Regions from separate parts of the Homo sapiens genome. Here region 1 is linked to region 2. A link is a loop called in an ENCODE intact Hi-C map of the cell type or tissue named here. Cell type or tissue: PC-9. All regions are shown on one strand. Each heading gives the region's core, and the rest is flanking DNA. Links, peaks and the distances in the headings are about the cores only. Region 1 holds the start of LOC128125817. Region 2 has its middle 16 kb from the start of EDN2.

Region 1 (4,383 bases), core at 99-4,098, 130 kb after region 2:
GCCCAGATAATGTTGAACTGAAGACCATTCTGTGGCTTTAAGGCAAGCTGTTAACAATCTGTCACCATTCACATCATGTTATGGATGTTGATTTAGAATTCCTTGGCCAGGCGCGGTGGCTCACGCCTGTAATCCCAGCACTTTGGGAGGCCGAGGTGGATGGATCACAAGGTCAGGAGTTTGAGACCAGCCTGGCTGACATGGTGAAACCCCATCTCTAATAAAAATACAAAAATTAGCTGGTGTGGTGGCATGCGCCTGTAAGCCCAGCTATTTGGGAGGCTGAGGCAGGAAAATAGCTTGAACCTGGGAGGCAGAGATTGCAGTGAGCCAAGATCATGCCATTGCACTCCAGCCTGGCTGACAGAGCGAGATTCCAACTCAAAAAAAAAAAAAAAAAAAAAAAAAAAAAAGAATTCCTTAATACTTTGCAGTCAAGCCAAACGAAACAAGAAAGAAAAAGGAATATTAGATATTGCAGCTGATAAAGCAAGCAATACAATGATGATCTAGGGCAGAGGTCAGCAAACTTCTTCTGTAAAGGGCCAAATAGTAAGAACTTTAGATTTTGTGAAACAGACAGTCTCAAGCAGCCATAGATAATGCATTTAAAAAACGGTGTGGCTATGTTCCAATAAAACTTTACCGAATCAGGCAGCAGCCTGGATTAGGCCCACAGGCAAGTTTGCCAATTCCTGATCTAGAACCTCAGATTTCAATGTGTTTGTGCATCAAAACAGAGGTGTCGCTAATAACATAATAAATATAACGTTCATAATAAATAATAAATAAATGTCAAAAACTAGACAGCCAGGTGTGGTGGTCCATGCCTGTACTCCTAGCTACTCAGGAAGCTGAGATAGGAGGATCCCTTGAGCCCAGGAGTTTGAGGCTGCAGTGAGCTATGATCACACCACTATACTCTAGCCTGGGCAACAGAGCAAGACAGTATATATCAAAAATAAATAAATAAAGTCTTTTGCATCTGACTTAAATTAGACTAAGTCTAAATGGCAATAATTTGGAGATAAGAAATAAGAATAAAAATGAGAATTTTTAAACAATGTTAAAAATTTGAACTTAAAAAATAATGTATTCATAAACCATCATTTTAACCTGTTTTATATATTGACATTCCATGCAAGATTTGGCTTTTAAAAATAGCTTCTAAGACTATAAAAGTTTGAAAACTGCTCAAGTTTCTCATTGCTGAGAAATTGCTTCCATATCCATTTTCAAATGAGATCTGTCCTCTAGCTTCTCATTCAGAAAGCACATTTATTCTGGAGAAAGCCCCACTTCAGGCCCCTTCTGAAGAGTGGCTGTGACTCCATGTTTCCCTGCCCTCAGTAATTCCACACATAGCTGTGCCCAAGCCTCTGATGGTGCTGATGGGCCACCCCGCCCTCCCCAGCACCGGGGCGTTTGCAGCACTGCACACCTCTGTCTTGTTCGGATGCCATATATCCCAGCTCCTCCCTGGTGGCTGGGAGGGCCGTGCCAGCAGTGGCCGTGATCACCTGGACTCCAGCAGCACCAAGTCAGCACCTCATTAATCACAGGCACTTTCTTCCCCAGGGAGAACACAGGCAGAGGCAGGAGCCAGGTTTCTCGCTGGAACTGACAGCTCATTTCCCTCTGGGCAAGTCCCATACTCTACAGATTCTTCCAAGCAGCTGGCTGAGCCCACACGGACAAACAAAGAGTCTGGGCACGAAGCGGGGGGAGGGGAGGGAAATGCCAAGTCTGCAGAGGACCCCCCATCTGTACTCCCTGGACAGTTCCCCCATGTATCTGGCTTGCATCTCTCAGAGGGCTCTGCTTCTGGACTAGTTCAAGTATCTGTTGTACACCTCATGGAATGAACCCAGATCCTGTCCTGAGACTGCTCATGAGACCCCTAAATGGCTGTGATAGGCACAGAAGGAAACAAGTGCTAAGTTGAGGTACCAGGAAGTGCCCCAGGATGCCGAGCCAGGGGCATGCTGGGGCATTACAGCATGATCGATTCCTATGAACATGTGGACATTCCTGGGGAAGGGGTCATCCTTGGAGCTGTCATTGCTCTTCTTCAGGAAGCATCTTGGTGGAGAAAAAAGTGCTGGGTCTTTTGTAACCAGAGGCTCTGCCCCTTACCATCTGTGTAGCTGTCTTTAAACTACTGAACCTCTCTGTGCTCAGTTTCCTTATGTGCACAACAGGGGCAACAGGACCAGACTCACTGAGGTTTGGGAAGGACTCGAACCTGTCTGTAAAGTACCAACCATGTGGGCAGCAGCATCGGTCCCCGTGCTTCAGCCTGACCTCAGGGACACAGCACTGGGGCCAGAGGGCAGGGCATGCAGATGGCACAGGGCTGCAACTGGGAGAGCAGGGTGGTGGCCCAACTGCCCACACACGCCAGAAGGGTGACTCACGTTTGGGAGGTCCTTGTTAACGTGGCTGGCAACATTCTAGGGGCCTTCCCCAGCAACCCTGCGAGGCAGGTATCACTACCAGCCTCATTTTGCAAGTGAGAAGGATGAGGCAGAGTTGGAGCAATTTGCCTCTTAAACCAGTAAGTGCCTCACACAACCACTAAGAGTCGGGGCTGGGATTTGAACTCAGGGTGGGTCTACACTGTTAAGTACCACAACAAACATCCCCTCTTAAAATGAGGCTCCAATGCCCAGTTCTTCCTTGGAATCCAGGGAACGATTCCTTTACCTCCTCAGGAGAACCCTGGTCTAGGCCTAGGGCTGGTAGGCCCAAGCTGTCATACTGTGGGCAGAGACACAGGCTCTAGCCACCCCGAAGTCCAGGCAGCAACAGCGATGCCATCTCTGAGGGCTGCCTGTGGCCCCATCCCCTTCTCTATACAGTGAGGAAACTTCAGCTTTCAGAGAAGCGAAAGAGTCACTGCTCCTGGCATGCCAGGCTGGGAAATGTTGCCTTGGAAATCTCAGCTGGGCCCACAGACCCAAACACAGGCCCCCAGAAGGAGGCCCTGGAGTCCCCAAGCCTTGGCTGCATCAGAATCAATGTAGATTCCTGGGTCCCCAACCCCCAAGAGTCTGATGCAGAGGGCACAGGTAGGCCAGAGAACTCCCTCCCTCCGTCCATCCCTCCCTCCCTCCCTTCCTTCCTTCCTTTGTCATACCAGGCACCCTCTTTCTAATCCCCAGCTCTCTGGGTGATTCTGGCTCTCCACACCAGAGAAAACATCCAAGGACTTGTTCTTGACCCAACAAGCTTCTAACACTGCACACCTAACCTGTACTGAAGCCTGAACATCTAGCCAGAAACCACAGCACATACCTGAAGATCTAAATGCATATATAAACATAAGCTGATACCAGGCCTCTCCCCAGGCTCATTTGATCACTATTTCGGGAGCTGGGGCCCTGCTATTGAAATTGCTGAAATTCCAAGAATCATTGCCCCAACCCTGACATCTTTTCAATTCTTCACAACTTGGGGGCAGGTGGGGTGAGAAAGGGGACTGAAGACCTGCTGCTATGTCTCTAACTCCCGTGGTGCTCCTCTGACTAGGCATTGGGTGGGCAGTGGTGGTCTTCAGCAAGAACCATTATGTAGGAGAAGAGGGTAGACCTCTGGCTATCAGGAGCACACAGTTGGACTGGCTTGTGGAGGCTGTGGCCCCTGGAGAGGGGGCTGTGGCCCTTTGAGAGGAGCTGTTGTGTCCTTTGCCAGGACAGAATGGAAACTGAGGTACTGGGAGGGGGCGGACTGCATTTCATGGGAGACAGCATGGGAAGCAGTAGCCAGTTGCTGGCACTCAAGGTCTCTACTCCTGACCAAGGAAGGTTGAGGACTTTCACAACAACTTTCACAGAGGCACCAGAAAGGCAACGATAACACTAATAATAACAATAATACATTTTTCAGAGGAAGAACTAAGCAAGCTCATGCAAGACAGACCAACATGGCGCCTGGCAAGCATATTCAGCAACAGCCCCCATTTCCTACCTGTGCTGAAGGCACCACTTCCGATGACCAAAACTGAAACGCTGTTCTCTCTGAAAGCCAGCATTCATGTCCACTCCTACGGCAGCCACCCTCCACCTAGGCGCCGCTCTTCCCACCAGAGGGGCGGGCTTGCTTGGCCAGGACCCCGCGAGGCTCCTCCATGAACTAGGTTGAGGCTGCTGGGTTTGTGCCTCGAATCCTGCAGGAGATGATTGAGAAACATGGTCAAAGAACTTTCTTGGTCAACTTTTTTAGACACAGAACAATCCCTGCCTGGTCCCTGGAGGACACACCCCCCAACTACTCCCAAGCAGCTTTACTTGGTACAGGGCCTGATCCCCACATCCCCCTACTTTGCATCCAACACTTAACTTCTCTGAGCCTCTATTTCTTCACTAGTGTGGTAGGCAGAAT
Region 2 (4,383 bases), core at 72-4,071:
TCTCTGTGGTCATAGATTCTTCTGATTTCCCAGCAAGGAAGACTGCTCGGTGTGGCCCCTAACATCTCGCACTGTAGCCTAGAGAGCGGCAGAGCCCTGCCACATAGCATGGCTGGGGAGGTAGAACCTGGCCTCTGCCCCCGGTACAGAATGGTCTCTGAGCCCTTTTGACCTCCAAGTCTCAGAGACTCTGAGGACACAGGGTGACAGGAGAGACTGGAGCAAGCAAGTATCTGCACGTGCCCCACCCCCTGCAACTACACAATTCCTGGCACTCACGGGCCCCGCCTTGGCCTGGCACGCCTGCTTGGGTTTCTGCCCGTGTGGTTTCCCCTTGGCCTTTCTATCACGTCCGCTGGCAGAGCATCCCCAGCTGTCTGCATTCCTGTGCCATGAGGACGGCCACCTTGGGGCCAGGCCTGGCTAGGACGCCCCCTGAGAGTGGAAGCGTGTGTGCTGGCCAGGATGTGCAGGGACATAGCTTCAGGCACCTGCTTCTCCATGCTTGTGCATGGCTGTGCCCGTGTGTCCGTGTGTGCATAGGTCTGTGCATGCATTGGCAGGTATGCACAGAGTGGACACAGACAGCTGTGTGGATACACATGAGTGCCATGCAGTGGAGGCCTATGTGGGAGGAAACATACAAGCTCCTGGGGGCCCCACGGGCCTGTGAGTGGGGACCTGCACTCATGCATGATGGTGAGGCACGCATGTTTCCCATACCTGAGGGCCCTTGCATATGTGAGGGTCATGTACCCAGGTGTGGCCCTTCTCAGGTCAAGCTCACAGCCACAGGAGGAAGTTGGAGGAATTGAAAGAAGGGGGTCAGGATGAAATCAAACGCAGAGAACCCATTTGCCCAGCAGAGCTGGAAGCTTCCCACATATTCCCCTATTTACTCTCATACCAATCCCTGGAGGGATAAATGCGGGAGAAATGGCCCTCTCTGAGCCTCTCTGTTTGAAGTTAGGGTTAGGGTTATGGCTATTTGAGGCTCAAAGAGGGACCAGTCACTTGCCCAAGGTCACACAGCCTGTAAGTGGTGGAGCCCCTGCCAACTGTGTGTCTACCTGACTCTAGAAGCTGTCAGTCAGGGAAGGGAGGCAGAGGAGCTGCTGCCAGGGCCTGAGAACAGCAGAGACCTGTCCACTGTGTAGCCCAGGGCCCAGCAGGTCCTTTGGAAGATGAGAGCCTCTGAGTGGCCTACCCAGGCTACGTGCACCCTGGACCCCAGCTGCTACAGCTGGTTACTATTCTAATAAACATGTGTAGCCGTTGCTCTGTGCCAGGCCCTGGTGTAAGTGCTTTGCACACAACAATGCATCTAATTCTCTCTAATGCCCTAGGAGGCCAGTGCTATTATTATTCATTATTATTATACTATGTATAAGATTTATATTATGTGATATGTAATAATAATTATTAATAGACTATTATTATTCTTATTTTTAGAGATGAGAAACTGAGGCACATTAGGTAAAGTAACCTAACTGAAGTCCCACTGCTAATACCTGGCACAGCTGGGATTCCAGCCCATGCAGCTTGGCTCCAGGGTCCGAGGGCAGCCCCCAACACATGCCACTCTGACTGGCATCTCCTTGTGCGTGAGACAGAACCCGACCTCACCCTCTTTCTGCTGGGTGGTCTCTACATTCAGGCCCAAGGAAGTTGAGGGCTGGGTGCACCAGCCTCTTACCTCACAGACGGGGAAACTGAGGAAACTGTGTCTGTACTGGTATAGTGCCTGGGCCTTCAAAGGTACTCCCGGTGCCCAAGCAAGCGCTGACTTTGTCTGTTCCTCACTTGCTATGGGAGTTGAGACAAGTGCTTGCCCAGTTCCCAGGGAGAGCAGGTAGGAAGGAAGTCCTGAGAGGAGGCGGGGCAGGCCTGGCAGCGGGCACTGCGTGGGCAGGCCAGTGAAGGCGAGGCTGGGCCAGGGCTGAAGTCAAGGCTCTGGAGCCGGTTTTCCCAGGCTGTATCTGAGTAATCCTGTGTCTATATTTATCTCCTCCTTTCCTGGGTGAGCAAACAGAGCCTGATGCCAGCCAGGCCCGCCAACGCCCCCCCCCCATGCCAGCACGTTTCCTTCACCTGTAGGGTGGCCCTGGAGAACACCGCAGTCTTGGCCCTCAGTTCAGCTTGGCCTATGTAGGACACACAAAAGGGTGCTTGAACCCAGTGGCTTCTGTGAAGAATCTAATTGTCAGAGGTGGCCAGGGATTATCCAGTCTGGGTTGCTGCAGACATGGGCAGTCATAGCCTGGGCAGTGTCGGTGCATTGGAGGCCTGGGAAGCACCCTCTACTCTCAGCACTCAGGAACAAAGGGTCCTCTTATCTCAGATGTGTCAGACATGCCTTTCATTCCCGCATTCACACGTTGCTCTAGATGTTGGTCCCATTTCCCTCCAGGATGGTAAATTCCAAGAGAAGGTCTGCGTGCCCAGAGGTCTAGAACACAGGCTCTAGAGTCAGACTGCTCTGAAGCTGGATCCTGGCACCCTGACCTTAAGCTAATAACCTCTTCATGACTCTATTTCCCTGCTTGTTAAATGGGACCCAATACTTCCTACCTTCCAGGGATCATATGAGTGTTAAGTTAGAGGCATTATGCGCTGACAGATTGGATGGGCTGTGCTGGGGAGGGGCTGTCTGTCCCCACCTGCAGGCCACAGGGGACATACACACATGGCTCTCACAACAGGCACACACTAATGGATACCCCTACTTTTGAGAGGAACATGCGGCCTGAACCCAGGGTGGATTAAGTGGGTTGGAGCTTGATCCCTGGGAAGACCCCAGAAGTTGCAGAAGCCGGATACTAACTTTGCTGAGAGCCTCTTCAGAGGTGGAGGAGGCAGGCTAGGTGGCCATTGTCAAGAGATGATGCAGCGTGGACCAGGCCTAGGTGTCATCACCCTGGACCCTCGCCAGGATCACCATGGCTAGCTAAGCCCCTGCCCTGACTCTGGCCTCTGCCCTGGTGGTGCCACCTCCCTGACCTTGGAGCGGCCTGGGTCTGGTGCACGTGCACGGCAGGCCCATCTGCTCCCAGGCTGGATTAGGCAGAGTCCGAGGACGTGCCGGGCTGGCAGGCTCAGGGGCGGGGCGGGCGCTGGTGCTGGGGCTGCCCTATGCCAGCTCAGGCCTGGGCTGTGGCAAAGCCTTTTATGGCTCTGGCGGAGAGCTCAGCCGGCAGCACCCATTGGCTGGACTGGCACTCCCAGCTGGGGCTGCCCAGCCCCAAACCACGGGTAACTAGAGACGCCGGGAGCAGGTGGATTAGCATGCCCGCCCGCCCGCCTGCCCGCCCGCCCCAGGGCTGTTCTTTTCCTTTCCTAAAAAGGCAGAGCTGGGCAGGAGAGACGGACAGTTGAACTCAGGCCTGGGGTAGAGGAGGGATGGGTGGGGTGGTGCAGGTGGCTTTGTTGAGGGATCGGGAATCACAGCCCTGACCTTGGGCCAAGCACTTCCCAGCTCTGGATGTCAGTTTTCTCATCTGGAAGGGAAGCAGTAGGCAGCGGGGTCCCCCTGAAGTAGGTGATGCCTGGAAAGGACCGAGGAATATGCATGTTGGGGTCCCCCAGCCCCAACCCAGGTTCCAGGGCTGCTTAGTAGCAAAGAGGCCCAGATTCTCTTTCCATAGGAAGCTAACCACTTCCCAAATATCGGGACCTGGTTTCAACTCCTGGCCCTGACACTTACCATGATGTCCTTGGGAAAGCAGTGTCACCACTCTGGCACCCTGAACCTGGGCAAATAACTTCACTGTGACTCAATTTCCTTGCGTGTTAAATGACGCTGATACTTCCTACCTTCCCACTCTAGAATAGATAATGAGGTTATAAGGCATCTCCTCCCAGGGTCTCCTGAGCAGTGCCCATAATGAATCCCAAGAAGCACAGCCCCATCTGCACCCTCTTCACCTGCTCTCTGTCCTCCACCAGCTCTTCCTTCTTCTCTGCACTCCTGCCCATCTCAGGCTGGCCCATCCTATCTACAGTGGCCCACACCCCACCGGAGTCTCCAGGACAGAGTGTGGCCTCCAGGTTCTGAGCCCAGAGAGGACCCAGGCCTAAGGGTGAGTGTAGGATCCCCGAGTCCTGCATCCCCAGCCCAGACTTGGACTTGGACCCAGACAAAGCTTGGTGAAGGCCTCAGCAGCAGCCAGCAGTGGCCACCACCCTCTGAGGCTGGGGTCAGGGGGACAGGTGAGTGGTCCTGCCACTTGCCAGGGTGTGATCTTGGGCTCTCCCCTTCATCTGCAAATGGGAGTGTGCACCCTGTCCTAGTCCACTCCAAATGGGAAAGTGCTTCATGAACCTCAGAGAGCAGCCTGGGAGGCCTGCTGGCCAGCGATGTGTGAATGATTGGTGGGCCTTGGG

Evidence for each region. Hi-C counts contacts between places; a loop is a spot of excess contacts. Peaks named below come from ENCODE experiments on the same cell type or tissue, not always from the same donor. Only the 100,000 strongest peaks of a DNase experiment are listed, where the experiment ranks them.
Region 1: a loop joins it to region 2, with 8 times the contacts of the local background. A loop is called at or near these places in 1 of 110 quality-filtered maps.

The regions. Positions count from the first base shown.
Region 1 is chr1:41,624,780-41,629,162 of GRCh38, forward strand. It overlaps HIVEP3 (HIVEP zinc finger 3), which reads right to left. Exons shown (of 9, transcript NM_024503.5): 3 at 3,970-4,168. It overlaps LOC128125817, which reads right to left and starts at 4,037. Exons shown (of 2, transcript NM_001415000.1): 1 at 3,970-4,037. The coding sequence starts at 4,037. In PC-9, for the core only: no CTCF peak of the experiment used is centred there; a DNase peak (open chromatin) is centred at 2,412.
Region 2 is chr1:41,498,662-41,503,044 of GRCh38, forward strand. No RefSeq gene overlaps it. Among named protein-coding and RNA genes, the nearest start is that of EDN2, 16 kb to the left of the region's middle. RefSeq lists an enhancer at 3,800-4,300. In PC-9, for the core only: no CTCF peak of the experiment used is centred there; DNase peaks (open chromatin) are centred at 330, 1,940 and 2,350; H3K4me3 peaks cover 340 bases; H3K27ac peaks cover 2,486 bases.